2 separate regions of the Homo sapiens genome follow, and region 1 is linked to region 2. Evidence: read pairs that join two places in POLR2A ChIA-PET (ENCODE). Cell type or tissue: GM12878. All regions are shown on one strand. Each heading gives the region's core, and the rest is flanking DNA. Links, peaks and the distances in the headings are about the cores only.

Region 1 (10,763 bases), core at 2,923-5,422, 88 kb before region 2:
TCTAGAAAGTCAGCTTCCATCTCAACCACTGTCCTGACCCCGCTCTTGAGGGTCACCGGTGCTCTTCTAGAAAGTCAGCTTCCATCTCAACCACTGTCCTGACCCTGCTCTCGAAGGTCACCAATGCTCTTCTACAAAGTCAGCTTCCATCTCAACCACTGTCCTGACCCCGCTCTCAAAGGTCACCGGTGCTCTTCTAGAAAGTCAGCTTCCATCTCAACCGCTGTCCTGACCCTGCTTTCGAAGGTCACCAATGCTCTTCTAGAAAGTCAGCTTCCATCTCAACCACCGTCCTGACCCTGCTCTCGAAGGTCACCAATGCTCTTCTAGAAAGTCAGCTTCCATCTCAACCGCTGTCCTGACCCTGCTCTCGAAGGTCACCAATGCTCTTCTAGAAAGTCAGCTTCCATCTCAACCGCTGTCCTGACCCTGATCTCGAAGGTCACCAATGCTCTTCTACAAAGTCAGCTTCCATCTCAACCACTGTCCTGACCCCGCTCTTGAGGGTCACCGGTGCTCTTCTAGAAAGTCAGCTTCCATCTCAACCGCTGTCCTGACCCTGATCTTGAAGGTCACCAATGCTCTTCTACAAAGTCAGCTTCCATCTCAACCACTGTCCTGACCCCGCTCTTGAGGGTCACCGGTGCTCTTCTAGAAAGTCAGCTTCCATCTCAACCACTGTCCTGACCCCGCTCTTGAGGGTCACCGGTGCTCTTCTAGAAAGTCAGCTTCCATCTCAACCACTGTCCTGACCCTGCTCTCGAAGGTCACCAATGCTCTTCTACAAAGTCAGCTTCCATCTCAACCACTGTCCTGACCCCGCTCTCAAAGGTCACCGGTGCTCTTCTAGAAAGTCAGCTTCCATCTCAACCGCTGTCCTGACCCTGCTCTCGAAGGTCACCAATGCTCTTCTAGAAAGTCAGCTTCCATCTCAACCACCGTCCTGACCCTGCTCTCGAAGGTCACCAATGCTCTTCTAGAAAGTCAGCTTCCATCTCAACCGCTGTCCTGACCCTGCTCTCGAAGGTCACCAATGCTCTTCTAGAAAGTCAGCTTCCATCTCAACCGCTGTCCTGACCCTGATCTCGAAGGTCACCAATGCTCTTCTACAAAGTCAGCTTCCATCTCAACCACTGTCCTGACCCCGCTCTTGAGGGTCACCGGTGCTCTTCTAGAAAGTCAGCTTCCATCTCAACCGCTGTCCTGACCCTGATCTTGAAGGTCACCAATGCTCTTCTACAAAGTCAGCTTCCATCTCAACCACTGTCCTGACCCCGCTCTTGAGGGTCACCGGTGCTCTTCTAGAAAGTCAGCTTCCATCTCAACCGCTGTCCTGACCCTGCTCTCGAAGGTCACCAATGCTCTTCTAGAAAGTCAGCTTCCATCTCAACCGCTGTCCTGACCCTGATCTCGAAGGTCACCAATGCTCTTCTACAAAGTCAGCTTCCATCTCAACCACTGTCCTGACCCCGCTCTCGAGGGTCACCGGTGCTCTTCTAGAAAGTCAGCTTCCATCTCAACCGCTGTCCTGACCCTGCTCTCGAAGGTCACCAATGCTCTTCTAGAAAGTCAGCTTCTATCTCAACCGCTGTCCTGACCCTGATCTCGAAGGTCACCAATGCTCTTCTACAAAGTCAGCTTCCATCTCAACCACTGTCCTGACCCCGCTCTCGAGGGTCACCGGTGCTCTTCTAGAAAGTCAGCTTCCATCTCAACCGCTGTCCTGACCCTGATCTCGAAGGTCACCAATGCTCTTCTACAAAGTCAGCTTCCATCTCAACCGCTGTCCTGACCTTGCTCTCGAGGGTCACCGGTGCTCTTCTAGAAAGTCAGCTTCCATCTCAACCACTGCCCTGACCCTGATCTCGAAGGTCATCAATGCTCTTCTACAAAGTCAGCTTCCATCTCAACCGCTGTCCTGACCCTGATCTCGAAGGTCACCGGTGCTCTTCTAGAAAGTCAGCTTCCATCTCAACCACTGTCCTGACCCTGCTCTCGAGGGTCACCGGTGCTCTTCTAGAAAGTCAGCTTCCATCTCAACCGCTGTCCTGACCCTGCTCTCGAAGGTCACCAATGCTCTTCTACAAAGTCAGCTTCCATCTCAACCACTGTCCTGACCCTGCTCTCCAAGGTCACCGATGCCCTTCTAGAAAGTCAGCTTCCATCTCAACCACTGTCCTGACCCTGCTCTCAAAGGTCACCGATGCCCTTCTAGCCTGACTCACATCTGTCTTGACCCTTCTCTGGAAGGTCACCGATGCCCTTCTAGCCTGACTCACATCTGTCTTGACCCTTCTCTGGAAGGTCACCGATGCCCTTCTAGCCTGACTCACATCTGTCTTGACCCTTCTCTGGAAGGTCACCGATGCCCTTCTAGCCTGACTCACATCTGTCTTGACCCTTCTCTGGAAGGTCACCGATGCCCTTCTAGCCTGACTCACATCTGTCTTGACCCTTCTCTCGAAGGTCACCGATGTTATTCTAATCTGGCTCACATCTGTCCTGACCCTTCCTTCTCTCGAAGGTCACCGATGTTATTCTAATCTGGCTCACATGTGTCCTGACCCTTCCTTCTCTCAAAGGTTACCGATGCCCTTCTAGCCCAGCTCACATCTGTCCTGACATTTCCTTCTCTCGAAGGTCACTGAGGTTCTTCGTCTGGCTCACATCTGTCCTGACCCTTCTCTCGAAGGTCACCGATGCCCTTCTAGCCCGGCTCACATCTGTCCTGCCCAACTGCAGGATAATGTAACTGTTCTGAGCACGTTTAAGGTAGGCTAGGCTAAGCTATGACATTGGGGAGGTTAGGTGTATTAAATGCATTTTTGACTTAACAATGTAACTTACAGTGGGTTTATTGGGACGTAACCCCATCATCTGTGGAGGGGCATCTGTGTGTGAGTCCCCTCTCCCTGGAATCCTCCTTTAACTGTGTGAGTCCCCCTCTCCCTGGAATCCTCCCTTAACTCTGAGTCCTCCTCCCCGGAATACTCCTTTAACTGTGTGAGTCCCCCTCTCCCCGGAATTCTCCCTTAACTCTGAGTCCTCCTCCCTGGAATACTCCTTTAACTGTGTGAGTCCCCCTCTCCCCGGAATCCTCCCTTAACTCTGAGTCCTCCTCCCCGGAATACTCCTTTAACTGTGTGAGTCCCCCTCTCCCCGGAATTCTCCCTTAACTCTGTGAGTCCTCCTCTCTCCGGAATTCTCCCTTAACTGCTTTACTGGCTCTGGGACTTCTTAGTCTCCTTCCCCAGCTCTCCTCTCCTTCTGAGCCTTGACAGCGGCCAGGCCTCGAGGTCTTAGGCCCCCTGTTTTCATGCCAGGCTCCTGAGGACTTACCTGCCATCACAGGTGCAAACACCAGCTACACCTGAGCTCCCCCCAATTTTCAGTTCCTGTCTTCTAGCCAACTCCCATCATTAGCTTATATGCACCATCTCGAGGTAAGCTCAGCTTCCTTCCTGAATCCCCCATTTTTCTTTTTTTCTTTTCTTGTCTCTCTCTCTTTTTTTTTTTTTTTTTTTTTTTTTTGAGACAGGGTCTTATTCTATTGCCCAGTCTTGTCTCAAACTCTTGGGCTCAAGTGAGCCTCCCGCCTCGGCCTCCCAATGTGTGGGGATTACAGGCATGAGCCACCGCACCCGGCTGAATTCCCCATTTCTAAATGGCTCCACCTTCCTTTCCTAGGGCCTCAATCTCAACACCTTACTCACCCCTAACCACTCTGGCTGTCAGCCAATATGGTTAGTTTATCATAACATTTTTTTCTTAATGATTACACAGAGAACAGTCACAGAAATCAAAAGAAAATCTTGCCCCAACAAATCAAGAATGGAAGTCCCAGGAAGCCCGCACCGGCGGGTCTCGGTGTGCGGAAGCCGGAAGCCATTCTCTGCTGCTCAGGCGGGTCTCGGTGTGCGGAAGCCGGAAGCCATTCTCTGCTGCTCAGGTGGGTCTCGGTGTGCGGAAGCCGGAAGCCATTCACCCCTGCACCGGCGGGTCTCGGTGTGCGGAAGCCGGAAGCCATTCACCCCTGCACCGGCGGGTCTCGGTGTGCGGAAGCCGGAAGCCATTCTCTGCTGCTCAGGCGGGTCTCGGTGTGCGGAGTCCACTCTCCCTGGGCTCCCGGCTGGGCCTGCTCCACGCCTCTTTCCGTAGGGTTTCTCAGAAGGAGCTAAAGAGCCTGGCTCCAGCGGGTCTCTTCTCAAAACCGACGACACTGATGGCTCAGTGTGGCCTGTGCTGCTATTACCCTATAATATTGCAGTAGCAATGCTCATTTTTAAAGTACAGTGGGGCCGGGCGCGGTGGCTCACGCCTGTCATCCCAGCACTTTGGGAGGCCGAGGCGGGCGGATCACGAGGTCAGGAGTACAAGACCAGCCTGGCCAACATGGTGAAAGCCCATCCCTACTAAAGATAACAAAAAATTAGCCAGGCATCATGGCGCACACCTGTAATCCCAGCTGCTTGGGAGGCTGAGGCAGGAGAATCATTTGAGTCTGGGAGGCGGAGGTTGCAATGAGCCAAGATCGCGCCATTGCACTCCAGCCTGGGCAATAGGCGAGACGCCATCTCAGGGGAAAAAAAAAAAAATTAGCCAGTTTTGGTGGCACATGCCTGTAATCCCAGCTACTCGGGGGGCTGAGGCAGGAGAATCACTTGAACCCGGGAGGTGGAGCTTTCAGTGAGCTGAGATCATGCCAGTTCACTCCAGCCAGAGTGAGACTGTCTCAAAAAACAACAACAAAAAAAAAACCACTACATGGAAATATATCAGAAGTCCTACTCTCCTGTGAAGATTTCTCTGTATCTGTATGTGGGAAAAAGGAGATACTTTGTCAAAGGAAAAAAAAAAAAAAGAAATTAACATGAAGCAGGCCCCCCCACCTGCCAGATAACAAAATCCTGGATGCTCAGGTCCCAGGCCCCGAGTCAGCCCTGTGGAACCTGTGGGCACAAAAATTTGGGTCTTGACTTCTCAGCATCCTGAGAATTCTGTATTTTCATTCCAGAGTTGGTTGAATCTGTAGCTGCAGAACTGGCAGATGCAGAAGGCTGACTGTACATCTTGGACTTTTCCCTTGCCATGTATAGATCTACTCATTATTTTTAATGGCTGCTTGGTGCTTTATAGCTCAGCTATGCCATCATTTTTTTTCTTTTTTTTGAGACGGAGCCTCGCCCTGTCCTCAGGCTGCTGGAGTGCAATGGTGCGATCTCGGCTCACTGCAACCTCCTTCTGCCAGGTTCAAGCGATTCTCCTGCCTCAGCCTCTTGAGTAGCCGGGATTACAGGCGCCCGCCACCACGCCTGGCTAATTTTTGTATTTTTTAGTAGAGACAGGGTTTCGCCATGCTGGCCAGGCTGGTCTCAAACTCCTGACCTCAGGTGATCTGCCCTCCTTGGCCTCCCAAAGTGCTGGGATTACAGGCGTGAGCCACTTCACCCGGTCCCATCATTTATGTCATCAGTGCTATGGTTTGAATGTATATGTCCCTCCAAAATTCTTATGTTGAAAGTGAATCCCCGATGTGATAGTATTAAGATGTGGGGCCCTTAGGAGGTGGTTAAATCATGAAGAAGGGGCCTCAAGAATGGGATTATGACCTTATAAAGAGGTGCAGGGGAGCTGTGTGACACCCTGTGACTTTCTGCCTTCTGCCATGTAACAAGCAACATGGCGCCATCTTGGAAGCAAAGAGCAGCCCTCACTGGGCACGGAGTCCGTCAGCACCTGATCTTCGACGTCCTGGCCTCCAGAGCTGTAAGGAACAACGATCTACTATTTATCAATTAGTCCGTGGCATTTTATTGTAGCAGCGTGAATACACTGAGACAGCCAGTCTTCTAGCAATATAGCCAAAAGGCTGTGTTTAGTTTTTTGGCATTAGACTCACATCATCTGTGAAAATCTTTCTGCAAATGTCTTTGCTTGCTTGTACTCACATTTTTGTAGGACATTATCCTAAAATGGTTACATTTCCACTTAAAATGATTAAGGCTGGGCATGGTGGCTCACACCTATAATCCCAGGACTTTGGAAGACCAAGTCAGGCAGATCACTTGAGCCCAGGAGTTTGAGAGTGACCTGGGCAACACGGTGAAACCCCATCTCTACAAAAAATTATCCGGGTGTGGTGGTGCGCTCCTGTAGTCCCAGCTACTCGGGAGGCTGAGACGGGAGGATCGCTTGAACCCTGGGATGTCAAGGCTGCAGTGAGCTGTGATTGCACTGCTGCACTCCAGCCTGGGTGACAGGGAGACCCTGTTTCAAAAAGGAGAAAAATCAGATTAAAGGAGGTGTACATTTAAAATGTCGCTAGCTGGCCGGGCGTGGTGGCTCATGCCTTTAATCCCAGCACTTTGGGAGGCCGAGACGGGCGGATCACAAGGTCAGGAGATCAAGACCATCCTGGCTAACACAGTGAAACCCTGTCTCTGCTAAAAATACAAAAAATTAGCTGGGCGTGGTGGCCGGCGCCTGTAACCCCAGCTACTCGGGAGGCTGAGGCAGGAGAATCGCTGGAACCTGGGAGGCGGAGCTTGCAGTGAGCCAAGATCGTGCCACTGCACTCCAGCCTGGGCAACAGTGCGAGACTCTGTCTCAAAAAACAAACAAACAAAAAAAGCCCGCTAGCTCTTGCCAAAACACCTGCTGCAGTTGGTTTTGCTGCACATCCCCATGGTGGGTGTGTGGGTACCCACCGCACATCCTCACTCATCCTGCGTGGCTTTTCCTGTTTCTTGAGAGAGAGGATGTAGTTTCATCTCTATCTGTAGAAACCCAGTAAGCAGAAGTTCCCCTTTGGTTTTCATTGCACAAGGCCAGCTGTGACCCAACTGTGTCTTGCAAGAGAGTGTTCTTATTCAAGATCTACTGAGTAAAGACCCCTGCCTTTCCTCCCGGTCAGGGGTCCTCCAGTGCGTGATTTCTTGGTTCTCTCAGGACATCAATGATCATCCTTTGGATAGGTAGCGAAGTCACATTTTGCTGTTAAGTGGTTGTTTTTCTATTCTTTGCCCCTTTCCGCAGCAGCAGGTGGGGCCTCGTCTATGCACTGCGCTCAGGTGCAGATGGTATCGAGATAATTGCTTGAATTCTTGTGCAGACTTTTGTAATTCTGCAGTAGAGACAAAAGTCTTGGAATCCGTGCTATCAATGTAAGAATGTTGGAATGCTGTTTTGGTTTGTTTTCTTATTCTAAAAATCTGCCTTTAAATGTTAAGAACCAAAATGCTGAAGCATTTTTGCACCCAATCCACACTATCATCACAGGGACCGGGCATCTGGACATAAACATTTTTTTTCCACCTAAAAAGAAAGAAAGTGGATTTTGCCCAGCAGATGAGAAAAGAAAAGCCAGAGAGGCTTAAAGGCTTGTAGGTCCCTGAGAAGAAACCCGGAGCCCCAGCACTCTGGGCTGAGCCCCAGTAGGAGAAGCACCCCCATCAGCTTGAGGAGGATGCTAATCTAGAAGCCACTGTCTGGCTTCCAGCAATGCCCCTGTGAGACTGAAGCCCCCAGAGAAAAGTTCTGTGTTCAACAAGGCACCAGGAGACAGCGAGTGAGGACCTGAGGGTGCTGTCCAGTTAGAAAGGCCTAAGGGGGAGGCCTCTGTGTACCGCAGAGTCCCTCCTACCCAATCATGGGCAGGTAATGGCTGCTAAGAGCTCCCAAGCTCCCAGAAGTAGTGAAAGGACCAGCACATTGGCTGAGACCTGGATTTGGAACAAGCAGAATGGAAAGCAGGCGGCACGTGGACACCAAAGCAGACAGTAGGGCTGGGTGTGCTGGCTCCTGCCTGTCATCCCAGCACTGTGGGAGGCCGAGGCAGGCGGATCACCCGAGGTCAGGAGTTCAAGACCAGCCCAGCCAACATGGCGAAAGCCTGTCTCTACTAAAAATACAAAAATCAGCTGGTGTAGTGGTGCATGCCTGTAGTCCCAGCTACTTGGGAGGCTGAGGCAGGAGAATGGCTTGAACCTGGGAGGCAGAGGTTACAGTGAGCTGAGATCATGCCACTGCACTCCAGCCTGGGTGACAGAGAAAGACTCTGTCTCAAAATTAAATTAAATTAAATTGCTGAGAATGGCCAGGCGCGGTGGCTCACGCCTGTAATCCCAGAACTTTGGGAGGCTGAAGCGAGTGGATCACTTGAGGTCAGGAGTGTGAGACCAGCCTGGCCGACATGGTGAAACCATGTCTCTACTAAAAATACAAAAATTAGCTGGGCGTGGTGGCAGGTGCCTGTAGTCCCAGTGACTCTGGAGGCTGAGGTAGTAGAATCCCTTGGACCTGGGAGGCGGAGGTTGCAGTGAGCTGAGATTGCACTCCTGCACTCCAGCCTGGACCACAGAGACTCTGTCTCAAAGAAAAAAAGCAGAGAGTGGCACTCAATGGCCGAGCAGAACAAGTTACACGTCAGTAGAGGCCAGGGAGGTGGGAAGATCAGCATGGGCCAGGTGCTCACCACCAGCCTCCCAGCCTTGCTGCCAGGATGCCAGATAAGCCTCCCAGGTGCCACCACCTTGGCCAAGCTCCCCTCCCTCCTCTGCCTTGCCTTTCTCTCCTCTCCTCTCCTTTTCCCTCCATCCCTCCCTCCCTCCCTTTCTCTCTCTTTCTTTCTCTCTCTCTTTCTTTCAACAGGCTCTCACTGTGTCACCTAGGCTGGAGTGCAGTGGTGCGATCTTGGCTCACTGCAGCCTCTGCCTCCCAGGTTCCAGCGATCCTCCCACCTCAGCCTCCCAAGCAGCTGGGACTACAGGCGCCCAGCACCACACCAGGCTAGTTTTTGTATTTTTTGTAGAGATGGTGTTTCACCGTGTTGCCCAGACTGATCTCTCCTGAGCTCAAGCAATCCTCCCGCCTCAGCCTCCTGAGTAGCTGGGACTACAGGCATGCGCCACCACACCCGGCTATTTTTTGTATTTTTTGTACAGATGGGGTTTCACCCTGTTGGCCAGGATGGTCTCGAACTCCTGACCTCAGGTGATCCACCCGCCTCGGCCTCCCAAAGCGCTGGGATTACAGGCGTGAGCCGCCGTGCCCAACCCTCAAAGGGGTGTTTTTAGAAATTGATATTTGTGTCTTGGTCTAGCCCTGCAGGGTTCATGTTTGAATTCTACAGAGAAGGCAGAAATAAAGGAAGCCACGGGGCTTCAGGACCACCCCACCCACGCAACCAGGAGGGGTGAGAGGCGCTTTGCAGCAGAAGACCTACAGGCTAATGCCCGAGAGCCACAGGGGCCTCTGCCACCACCAGCACCGGCAGCAGTGCCCAGGGCTTTGGGCGGTGCCTGGCAAGGGGCAAGGGGCAAAGGGCAAGGGGACCGTACCCATGTGCCACCACTGTCACCTCTCTCAAGAGGCTGCAGGGGCTGATGGTACTTGTAGCAGGGGCACCCAATCGGAGGACCATGGTGGTCCACCGTCACACACCTTAGCAGAACCAGAGGCCAGGACAGTGAGGGCTAGAAAAAGAAAAGAAAATTAAGAGCAGGCATTCCATAAGTGTGACCAGGTTTATTTATGAGCTTATGAAAGACATCTTCGGGGATTCCCAGACGTACTTGTCAGTGGTTGGAGGTGGGGGTGGAAGTCCTACAAGGGAGCGGGGAGAGGGGCAACAACACTGCCCCAGTTGGCCCCAGGCTGATGTGGCCTGGGAAGAGATAAGACCCTCCCTCACCACAAGTTCTTCCCCCTCTGGCTCATTCTCAGTAAAGACCCAAAACTGAAACACATTTCTTCAAAGCATGTAAATGTCTTCAGCAAGTATCAGGCTGCAAACCACAGCTGCCTCCAGCCTGCATGTATTCTGCTCTGAACTGGGGATAGGAGAGGGGTACGTGAAGCCACTGTGGCTCCCGGGAAGGACACAGCTAAGTCACCTGTCATTGTGTGGAGCAAACAGGCTGCCTCCAAGGGCCCTCGCTCTCCGTCCCTTCCCGGGCAGCCCCCACAGACCCGAATCCTCAAGGGGCCCTGGAGTACCATGGAGACCTTTGAGCCTGCCTTTGGAGTGTGGCCACACAGACCAGACGTTTGATCCCCAGGGATAATGACAGCACGCCCTTCTAGCAAGTCAGCCCAGGAGCCGAGGGTCTTAACTTCAACTGCTCACCCAAGGGCTACTTTTCTGGTCTGCAAGTCCTCGTCCAGCACGAATACGCAGAACGGAGCCCGAAGTGCAAGTGTATTGATGCAGCTCCGAGGAGGCCATGTGCCCCAGCTCTTTGCCAAATCCCACCTGGATTTATTTTGCAGAAGACAAGGAAGGTCCTTTTCTGTGTAACTAGGGAGCATTTGGGAGAATCAGCTCTTAGCTTACAAAGAGGCCTCCAGAGTGGAGCCGTGTTTGACTGGCATCAGGGGACTCCCCACACTGGGCACACTGGACTGATGGATGCCAGCTGCACTTCCTGTCTGGGTTTGTGTCATCATTTGGACCTGGCCAGACCCCACGACTCCAGCCAAACGGGTGGTCTCCCAACTGAGAGATCAGAAAAAAAGCCAACGGGGCACAGTGGCTCACACCTATAATCCCAGCACTTCAGGAGGCCAAGGCAGGTAGATCACCTGAGGTCAGGAGTTTGAGATCAGCTTGGCTGATTTCAACATGGTGAAACCCTGTCTGTACTAAAAATACAAAAATTAGCTGGGTGTGCTGGTAGGCTTCTGTAATCCCAGCTACTCGGGAGGCTGAGGCAGGAGAATCACTTGAACCCAGGAGGTGGAGGTTGCAGTGAGCTTAGATCGTG
Region 2 (10,763 bases), core at 4,533-7,032:
TGCTGTTGGGCGGAGACATCATTTCTTTCCGGAGGGCACCTTTCCTCAGGCAGCCCACACAACACTGCAGCTGGCTTTCCCCAGAGCAAGATCCCTGAGAGAAAGAGAGAGATAAAGAGAGATAAAGAGATAAAGGTGGTGACTCACACCTGTAATTCCAGCAATTTGGGAGGCGGAGGCAGGAGGATTGCCTGAGCCCAGGAGTTTGAGACCAGCTTGGGCAATATGGTGAGACCGTGTCTCTACAACAAATACAAAACTTAGCCAGGTGTAGTGGTGTGTGTCTGTGGTCCCAGCTACTCAGGAGGCTGAGGTGGGAGGATCACCTGAGCCTGGAGAGGCTGAGCCTGCAGTGAGCTGTGACTGCGCCACTGAGCTCCCGTCTGGGCAACAGAGTGAGACTGTGTCTCAAAAAAAAGACGAAAAGTAAAAAGTGTGTCACATGGAAACCAGAGCCTCCCCCATTCCCTCTTTCTCTCTCTTTCTCTGTCTCTTGCTAATAAATAGACTCTATTTTTGTATTTTTGAGACAGAGTTTCACTCTGTCGCCCAGGCTGGAGTGCAGTGGCAGGATCACGGCTCACTGCAGCCTCGACCTGCAGGCTGATGATCCTCCCACCTCAGGCTCCCGAGTAATTGGGACTCCAGGCACATGTTGCCAAGCACAGCTAATTTTTTTATTTTTTGTAGAGACAGGGTCTCACTATGTTGCCCAGGCTGGTCTTGAACTCCTAGACTCAAGTGGTTCTCATGCCTCAGCCTCCCGAAGTGTTGGGATTACAGGCGTGAGCCACCACACGCGGCCTTCGTACCTTATTATTAACTCAAGTCCATAGTTTACATGAGGGTTCACTCTTGGTGTACATTGTAAGGGTCTGGACAACTGTATAATGACATGTAACTCCCATCTTGGTCTCATACAGAATAGTCTCATTGCCCTAAATATCCCCGTCTCCACCTACCCATTGCTTCTCTTCCTCCTCCTGAACACAGTCTCTTTTTGTAACTTCCTCTTGGAAGTGACATCCCATCACTTTTGCCATATTCTATTCACTAGAAAGAGCCAACAGGTTCAACCCGCATTCAAGAGACGAGCATGAATACCAGGAGGCAGAGATCCTTGGGGGCCATTTACCACGCCAACCGCATAAAGGCGGCCACAGCCCTGAGCTTGTCTTCCTGTGGGGCCCATGGTGGATGTTCACGAGGCTCACGCAGGAGCGCCTTGTTCCTGAGTCTCAAACCACTACCTGTGTGTGTACGAAGCATCTCGGTGCCAGGAAACCCAGAGTCTTCTCATGCTGGGGGTCTCCTATTCTGAGTTGGTCATGTGGGCACATTCTAGCTACGTGACTAGCTTTAAAGGTGGAAACTCAGGTGTCACCAAAACCAGGTGCAAATCGTAACCCCAAATGTTATTACTGAACAGTGCTGAAGGTTGCCACACTCTGCTCCAAAACAACTCACGGGCCCATGATTACAGAGCATTGTTTGTCTTTATGGATTCCATAGCAATGTCCAAGGGTCTGTAGTCTTGGAGATAAGCATGTAGTCAATTCAGGTCAATTGAGATGGACTCAAGCCCTATGAGCCACTCCCATGACCCTTGGTCAGAGGCTTTTAAAAATATATATCTTTTTTTTGAGACAGGGTCTTGCTCTGTCACCCAGGCTGATTGTGCAGTGGCACAATCTTGGCTCACTGCAACCTCTGCCTCCCAGGCTCAAGCGATCCTCCTACCTCAGGCTCCCAAGTAGCTGGGACTACTTGGGATAATTTTTGTATATTTTGTAGAGATGGGGTTTTGCTATGTTACCTAGGCCGGTCTCTTAACTCCTGGACTTGAGCAATCCACTTGCCTCAGCCTTCCAGAGTGCTGGGATTACAGGCATGAGCCACGGCGCCTCACCAAAAATGAATCATTCTTGATAGGTCATTGGATGGGGTATAAAACATTTAAAAAGTGAAAATTAAAAGGAATCATTCTTCATTTGGAAAGCAATGGACAAACCTGTTCTACTTATCGTCTCTTAGGGAATCACTCTATATTCTACACAGACTCTGGATTGGCCGGGCACAGTGGCTCATGCCTGTAATCCCAGCACTTTGGAAGGCTGAGGCGGGCCGATCGCTTGAGCTCAGGAGTTTGAGACTAGCCTCTCTACCAAAAAATACAAAAATTAGCCAGTCATAGTGGTGTGCGCCTGTAGTCCCAGCTACTCAGGAAGCTGAAGGGGGAGGATCGTTTGAGCTTAGGGGGTGGAGGTTGCGGTAAGCCTAGATCATGCCACTGCACTCCAGCCTCTGTGACAGAACCAGACCCTGTCTCAAAGAGAGGAGAGAGAGAGACAGAGACATTCTGGATACATTCTTTTTCTTTCTTTCTTTCTCTTTCTTTTCCTTCCTTCCTTCCTTTCCTTCCTTTTCTTCCTTTCCGTTTCTTTCTTTCCTTCCTTCCTTCCTTTTCTTCCTTTCCCTTTCTTTTTTTTTTTCTTTTTTGCTGGAATCTCGCTTTGTTGCCCAGGCTGGAGTGCAAGTGGCGTGATCTCAGCTCACGGCAGCGTCTGCCTCCCAGGTTCAAGTGATTCTCCCACCTTAGCCTCCCAAGTGGCTGGGACTACAGGTGCGTGCCACCACGCTGGTTAATTTTTGTATTATCAGTACAGACAGGGTTTCATCATGTTGGCCAGGCTGGTTTCAAACTCCTGACCTTAAGTGATCCTCCTGCCTTGGCCTCCCAAAGTGCTGGGATTACAGGCATGAACCACTGCGCCCAGCCAGATTCTGGATAGATTCTGTAACAATCTGTTTAGTTCATGCGTCCTGTTGGGCTGCCCTGCCCCGCTCCACGTTCTAGGTCTCTGTAGCCATCAAACACTGCATTCACCTGGCTGCTGGGATGTCCTGCCCCGCTCCACGTTCTAGGTCTCTGTAGCCATCAAACACTGCATCCTGTTGGGCTGCCCTGCCCTGCTCCACGTTCTAGGTCTCTGTAGCCATCAAACACTGTATTCGCCTGGCTGCTACGATTAGTCCACTGATGGACATATGACCCCTGCCAGGCCAGAGACCTTCTTGGGATTGATACGGACACTGGATACGGACAGAGGAGTAACTCTCTTTTCCTTACAAAATTATAAGGATATCAGTGGCTGTCTTTGTCATCCTGTGATGAGAACCTGCCTGAACATAAAGCTGATATGGAGGAGGCAGAGGTGAAATACGCAGAGAGAGACATTTTGATGACACAGTGTGACCTCCTGGATCCAGCCATGACTGAAGCCACAGGCAACCCTGGACTGTTGGCTTTATAAGTCAACCATTCCGGCCAGGCGTGGTAGCTCACGCCTGTAAATCCCAGCACTTTGGGAGTCCGAGGCGAGTGGATCACTTGAGGTCAGGAGTTCTAGACCAGCCTGGCCAACATGGTGAAACCCCATCTCTACTAAAACTACAAAAATTAGCCGGGCGTGGTGGCACATGCCTGTAATCCCAGCTACTCAGGAGGCTGAGGCAGGAGAATCGCTTGAACCCAGAAGGCGGAGGTTGTGGTGAGCCAAGATGGTGCTTTGCACTCCAGCCTGGGTGACGAGAGTGAAACTCCATCTCAAAAAAAAAAAAAAAAGAAAAAGAAAAAAAAAGTCAACCATTCCCCTTGGTCTGTAAGGTGGTTTTCACTGTGGTTTGTTTCTTGCCCTGAAGGAGTCCTCACTGCTACAGCCTGGGTGTGAGGAAGATATGCAAACTTCGAACCCAAGGTGTTCTGAGTTGAAGCTACTTGTGTGTTCCAGGAACCTTCACCCCACCTGCTTTCTATCATTATACGTTAAGCACCGGCCTTCAGGGCCCCGGCTTCCTTCCTGCTCCACTCTCTCCTGCTCCGGGGCCCCCGTCATTTGTTCTCTGTGTGTGAATTCTCTCTCTTGGCCAGCCACTGAAGCCAGATTTCGTTTGTGAAGCTGACCCTTCCAGGAGGTAAGGTCTACACCATTACTCGGGACAGTCTCTCTAGCAGACATGTGGCCACGTCAACCTGAAATACCACTGATGAAAACTCGTAGTTTGTTTCCTGGGTGCCAGGCGCCATGCTAGATGCCTCATTGCACTCGATTCTCACAGCACTAAGGCAGGAATTTGCAGTCCGGTTTTCAGATGAGGTAACTAAGGCTCGGAGAGGTGAAGCAATCTGCCAGGGGCCACAGTGCTAGCATGTGGTGGGAAAGAGGTGAATTCAGCTCTGGTGTCAAAGCTCGCCATCTTAGCTACTTTCCCAGAATGTTACCTCGCAGCTGGGAGATGACCACAGCCCCCACCCCTGCCTCTCACCGCCATGGAAGGCGCTGCTAAGCGACCGTCTCAGCCCAGTGCACCCTCACACTCCTCTGTGCCCCAGGCTCCAGCCACTGTGGTAGACCCGGAGGGCACATGAGATGCCAGCCCCGTGGCTGCCCTCTGTTCTGTCTCTGCCTTTAATACCCTGGGGCACAAGCGAGGTCCTGTGGCTGGCACTGGAGTATTTCCTGCCCCTTCCTCTCCATGGAGAGCAGAGGACAGGCCTGGCCTCAGCACAGGGAGGCCCGTTCCTGTCTGCTAACCATTCTCCATGGCAGGAGAGGACTCTTCCAAATGTCTCTTCAGTATATTTTGACAGGGTGCAAGGGCAAATGTGGAAACTGTAACTGGCCTTTTAAGGAAGGGTCAGAAGAGGGCTGCTCTGCCAGCCCAGAGCTAGCAGGGACCACGATGCCCACTTAACTTTTTTTTCTTTTTTCGGACAGAGTCTTGCTCTGTTGCCCAGGGTGGAGTGCAGTGGCACCATCTTGGCTCTGCCACCTCCGCCTCCTGGGTTCAAGCGATTCTCCTGCCTCGGCCTCCTGAGGAGCTGGGACTACAGGCACCTGCAACCATACCTGGTTAATTCTGTACTTTTACCAGAGACAGGGTTTCACCATATTAGCCAGGCTGGTCTCGAATGCCCGACCTCAGATGATCCACCTGCCCCAGCCTCCCAGTGTTGGGATAATAGGCCTGAGCCACTGCGCCCAGCCATTTTCACTTAACTTTCAAATGAGCATTCTGTGATGTCTGTATCGGCTTTAACCTCTCCTGTGTACAGTGTACATTCATTTTTTGTCTACCCCAGAACACTGTAACCTCTTGAAGGTCAGGAATCTCATCTTAGCCCTCCATGCTGTCCCTCTCAGACCCACGGTGTTGCTGAGGTAGCTGAGGCTTCCCCAGAGACCACCCTTTTCCTTTGGACCTTTCAGCTAGAAATGCCAGGAGAGACACACACACACACACACACACACACACACACACACACACCTTTCAGCTAGAAATGCCAGGACACACACACACACACACACACACACACACACAACCTTTCAGCTAGAAATGCCAGGACACACACACACACACACACACACACACACACACACACACGACCAGCCCTCGGCCAATGCCTTTGGGGAGTATAAATACCCCAGCTTCCTCACCCCCAGGTGGGATAATTCTAGAAGTGGGTTTCCCTGTGGAATTAAGCCCAGTATGAAAGCTGGCCTAATAGTCCCTGGAAGGGGGGCCAGACACAGTGGCTCATATGCCTGTAATGTTGTGGAAGGCCAAGGTGGGAGGACTGCTTGAGGCCAGGAGTTCGAGACCAGCCTGGGCAACATAGTGAGACCACACCCCCTCCAATCTCTACAAAAAATTTTTAAAATTAGCCAGGCGTGGTGGCACTCACCTATAGTCCCTGCTACTTAGGGGGCTGAGGCGGGAGGATCATCTGAGCCCACGAGGTGGAGTGCAGTGAGAGCTATGATTTCGCCACTGGTACTCCAGCCTGGGCAACAGAGCGGGATCCTGTCTAAAAAGAAAAGTCCCAGGATTGGCCGTCTTCCCTTCTCTGTATCACCCTCTACTCATCCTTTCTTCACCTCCCAGATAATCTACTTGCATTTGAACCCTCGTCTCAGGGGCTGCTTCTGGGAGAGCACAAACGACGACAGCACGTGGCCCTCACTCACTGGCTACTTGTGGAGGGGAGGAATGTGTATTTAGGAGACGCGGCGTAGCGAGGCTTTTTATAATGGAGGATTAGGAGAGGACCATGTTTATGAAAGAAGCAGTATTCCTCTTGGGACTTCCCATGGTAACTTCCCAGGGATGGAGTTCTGGAACCCACTTATTTGAGGCCATATAAAGGCAGGCCATGCATTTAATTAAAACAGAAAAAGGCTCCAAGAGGTTCAGGGCATCGTCCTCCGGCCAACAGAAGCAGGTACCGTGTGAGGAGTTTCACCATGAGATTGAGACTTAAGAGGTAAATCATCTACACGCTTTCTTTTCTTTTTGGGGCAGATTATAGACATCTAGCTGTGGTGAGAAATTAAGTAACAGAGATGCTTACTTAAGAAAAAGGAAATTCTGAAAAGAACTCTGTTCACTAAATTGCTTATGTTCTCAAGGCACTGTGGCTCTCCTGGGCAACCGAGGGCAGCTTGGTGATGGGAGAGTCGGCGTCGTCCGTGTACCGAACATCTGTTTCCTTCAGATACGGGTCTCATTTCCTTTTATGATGATGGTTTTTAACACATAAACTTGTGGTGAGGAGGAATTATAAGTTTGTGAGCGTCGTGGGTAGATTTTCACTCCAGCAGAGTAGGAGCTAAGTCAGAGTGTAGAAGCTTTGGGGTAAGGTTTCCTTCAAAACAGAGATTGGGGCACTCGGCTTTCGACGTGGGCTGCCTGTGGCTGGAGCTGCCATCTTTGTCCGAGAGGTAGGGTAAGTTCTCAGGGGCCTCCTCGGCATTGGGGTCAGTGTGGAAGCCCTTGAGGGCCTCGGGGTCGGGGTGGAAGCCCTTGAGGGCCTCGGGGTCGGGGTGGAAGCCCTTGAGGGCCTCGGGGTCGGGGTGGAAGCCCTTGAGGGCCTTGGGGTCGGGGTGGAAGCCCTTGAGGGCCTCGGGGTCAGTGTGGAAACCCTTGAGGGCCTTGGGGTCGGGGTGGAAGCCCTTGAGGGCCTTGGGGTCGGGGTGGAAGCCCTTGAGGGCCTCGGGGTCAATGTGGAAACCCTTGAGGGCCTCGGGGTCAGTGTGGAAACCCTTGAGGGCCTCAGGGTCGGGGTGGAAGCCCTTGAGGGCCTCGGGGTCGGGGTGGAAGCCCTTGAGAGCCTCGGGGTCGGGGTGGATGCCCTTGAGGGCCTCGGGGTCGGGGTGGAAGCCCTTGAGGGCCTCGGGGTCGGGGTGGAAGCCCTTGAGGGCGTCGGGGTCGGGGTGGAAGCCCTTGAGGGCCTCGGGGTCGGGGTGGAAGCCCTTGAGGGCCAAGCACCGGTACCGTTTTCTCCGATTCAGTTTATAGATGCGAATCCTTTCCTTCTCTGCCTCCGGGTCAGCAAGAATTCCATCCCAACGCAGACTTTCGTTGATCCGATTCGCAAGGTTCTCTATTTCGGCAAAGTCGGGGAGGCTGACGGTGGAGGAGTCAGAAGGGAGGTGCTTCTTTTCCACTTTGCTCTGTCTGTGCTCTGGTTTCGGGCCACGCTCTTTGCAAGGACTTAAGATGTCATGAAAGGAGGAAGAAAGCGGCTGGCTCTTCAGGCTCTGACTCTGATGTTTATCTGCTGAGTAGATGAGCAGGTTAGTGTTTGTGGCAATGTCTGACCTTGGCCTGCTGGGGATGGTGCCAAAATCACCCAAGATGGAAGAGGAGGATGGGGGCCCCTCCGTACCCAGGGCTCAGGCTGCCAAGCCCACCAGCCTCGTGCCCACCTGCCTGTGTGATTTTGCTGAAATCATTTCAGGGCAGGAGGAACCATTCATTGAGCACACAGTCTGAGCCAGGCCGTCTGGGTAAAGGCGATCGGCCCTATTCTTCGGGTGAGGAAACCGAAGCTCCAAAAGGTTCAGGAACTTGCCAATGTCATGAGCGAGTGGCAGAGCTGGGACCTGAGTGCAGGCTGGGCCCCCAATGCCCCATTCTTTCCACTGGGCCGTGCTGCCCTCATCCATCCTCGCCATGTGCTCACCACGGCCATTCCCAGTTCTGGGAGTCTGTGACTCTACCCTAGTCTAGACACTTTATGATGGAAGGAACGGAAAACAACAGAAAAGCTTCCTAAATTTGACTGAAAGCAGTATTATGCCAAGCCAGAAATACTTCTGCTGTATGGCTTGTACTGATTTTTTTTTTTAACATCAATAGCACTTCAGAATTATTTAACATGCACATAAAATGCTACAAATTGTGGTTCTTTCATCAGCTCGTCCTTTTATTTTAGGGGAGAGAGAAAGAAATCATCTTTTGACATTTCCCTCCCTTGCTACGCCCTGGAAACTATCTGGTGCCCCCTGCTGATGGTATGAGGCACATGTCACTGTAATTTCTACAGTGAAAAGCTACGCCAAAAGGACAATGAACTGCCAAATTTCTTTTTGCAGATACACACAGGGCTTTTTTTTTTTTTGAGACTGAGTCTCACTCTGCCACCCAGGCTGGAGCACAGTGGCACAATCTTGGCTCACTGCAACCTCCGCCTCTCAGGTTCAAGCAATTCTAGGTGCCTGCCACCATGCCCAGCTAATTTTTGTATTTTCAGTAGAGACGGGGTTTCACCATGTTGGCCAGGCTGGTCTTGAATTCCCAAAGTGCTGGGATTACAGGCGTGAGCCATGTGCCCAGCCACACAGGGCTTCTTGACCTGAACTGCAGAATTTTCTTGCCTTTGTATTACGCCTGAGAAGTACTTATCATCTTCCCATTGCTCCCTTCCCACACTGCACGGTCCATATGGGCGAGGCTGCCACTCTGCCTCCTGCTTGCCTTGGTGCCAGCTCTGCCACAGAGGGCCAGGCCCCAGAACTGGAGCTTAGAGCCCTCTCCCAGACAGCCAAAGCCACTGAGGTGGACCACACGGGCGACAGTGGCCTCACAGCACTCACGGGCACCTGCATTCTCTGTCACTGCTGTGCTCTCTCTCCTCAAAGTGGGTGCTCAGTCCCCTTGTCAAGAAATGTAGGGGTTCTACAAGAAGAGCTTGGTGAGATGTAGGGACTGGGGTTTATGGCAGGTAGGGTATGTGTGTTTGTGAAGGTGTCCCTGAGAGAGACTGCAATTCCTGCCTGCATATGACTACACACGCGAATGGATAACGTATTAACAGTCTGTGTGTGTAGACTAGGAATGTGTGTGCATGAGGGGGATCTGTGCTTTAGTTTTCTTGTTTGTTTTTTTGAGAGACAGGGTCTTGCTTGTTGCCCAGGCTGGAGTGCAATGGTGCGATCATAGCTCACTGCAGCCTGGAAGTCCTGGGTTCAAGTGATCCTCCCACCTCGGCCTCCCAAAGTGCTCGGATTACAGGTGTGAGCCACTGCGTCCCGCCCTTTAGTTTCACTGTTGGTGTTACATTGATAGAAGGTGGGGGGAGTGGTTGAGGGTGTCCCCCGCCCTTTAGTTTCACTGTGGGTGTTACACTGATATGAAGCGGGGAGTGGTTGAGGGTGTCAGGGATTATAGGAGGATGTCACAGTGACTGGTGTCATGGGGTTTGTGCAGTCCAAGGCTGCCCCTTGGTGGGTGCGAGGGGGAGCCCATGCAGCGAGGACCTTTAATACACACGTCTGTGGGTGTGGGTGTCTACCGCGCATCCACAGGCAGGCAGCCTTAACGCAAGAGGGTGGGAGGAGGGGAGGCAGGAGTCTGCCCTTCTCTGTGCATGAGAGTGAGGGCCTTTCATGTGGCATCAATGTGTTTGGGGTGGGGAAAGTGTCTTGTGAGGAGGGCCTCTGTGGGGAAGGCGCAGACGTTTAAGACTGCCAGTTTTGGCTGAGGGATTAGGAAGTTGAGAGGGTGTCTTTGTGTGGGGCTGGAAGGCTCTTAGGAATGGTGGATATCTGTAGGGGTCTCTGTGTGGGGCTAAGGGACCGCAGAGTTGGTGGATGGTCTCCACGGGTGGGGCTGGGGCATCAACGTGCTGCTGACGGGCATGTGTGGGGAGCAGGAGGACCTCGGTCCGGGACCACTGAGCTTCTGTTTCCGGTCTGAAGGGTAAATGGGGGGTGGGTCCCCAAAGAGTCTCCAGGGAACCGGAGCTGACGCAGCCGGGCTAGCTGCTCCTCTTACCGTCCCCCTTGCCAGACCCCTTGGTCTTCTTCTTCCTTTTTTTCTTCTTCACCTTCCGTTTGGCCAGCTCGGAGGCGCCGCCTGTGATGGGGGGCAGTCTAGACCCCCGCGGGCCCGCGGCGCCGCCCTCCCGCTCCTCCTCCTCGCCGTCGTTGTCCTTGTACCCCATTGTCCCCGCCCCACCGCGGCGGTCCAGCCGCCCGCTGGGCTGCAACCCAACCCGCCCCGGGGGCGCCCGAGGCCCGATGCCGACTAATCGGCGACTCTCAGCGCGGACCGCCAGGCCAGGGCCACGCGTCTCCATGGCGACCACCCCTGCTGCGCCTGCGCAGTCAGGACGCTTCCGCCCGGTGCCCCACGGACCGCGGTGTGCGCATGCGTGCTTCCGTCTTTTGGCGACCTTGGCACACAGCGGTGTGCGCATGTGTGCTTCTGTCGGGGATCTCGAGAACAGAGCGTTGTGCGCATGCGTACATCTGTCGGAGTGCTAGGTACGCAGCGGTGCGCGCATGCGTGCTTCCATCTGTTGGCGATACCGGCACAGCGATGTGCGCATGCGTGCTTCTGTCTGCGGAGACCTCCGCGCATAGAAGTGTGCGCATGCGTGCGTCTGTCGGAAACCTCCGCACACAGAGGTGTGCGCA

The links. ChIA-PET counts read pairs that join two places held together with the same protein. Peaks named below come from ENCODE experiments on the same cell type or tissue, not always from the same donor. Only the 100,000 strongest peaks of a DNase experiment are listed, where the experiment ranks them.
Region 1: POLR2A ChIA-PET joins it to region 2 with 7 read pairs; 9 of 35 experiments call an interaction of 5 or more read pairs at or near these places.

The regions. Positions count from the first base shown.
Region 1 is chr17:496,350-507,112 of GRCh38, reverse strand. No RefSeq gene overlaps it. Among named protein-coding and RNA genes, the nearest start is that of VPS53-AS1, 21 kb to the left of the region's middle. In GM12878, for the core only: no CTCF peak of the experiment used is centred there; no DNase peak of the experiment used is centred there.
Region 2 is chr17:410,003-420,765 of GRCh38, reverse strand. LIAT1 (ligand of ATE1) reads right to left here and starts at 10,441. Exons shown (of 2, transcript NM_001013672.5): 1 at 10,120-10,441; 2 at 6,100-7,618. The coding sequence starts at 10,423. The coding sequence ends at 6,651. LOC105371430 (a long non-coding RNA gene) reads left to right here and starts at 6,743. Exons shown (of 3, transcript NR_136407.1): 1 at 6,743-6,787; 2 at 7,353-7,637. RefSeq lists an enhancer at 3,932-4,081 and a silencer at 10,300-10,389. In GM12878, for the core only: no CTCF peak of the experiment used is centred there; no DNase peak of the experiment used is centred there; H3K4me3 peaks cover 1,568 bases; H3K27ac peaks cover 1,008 bases.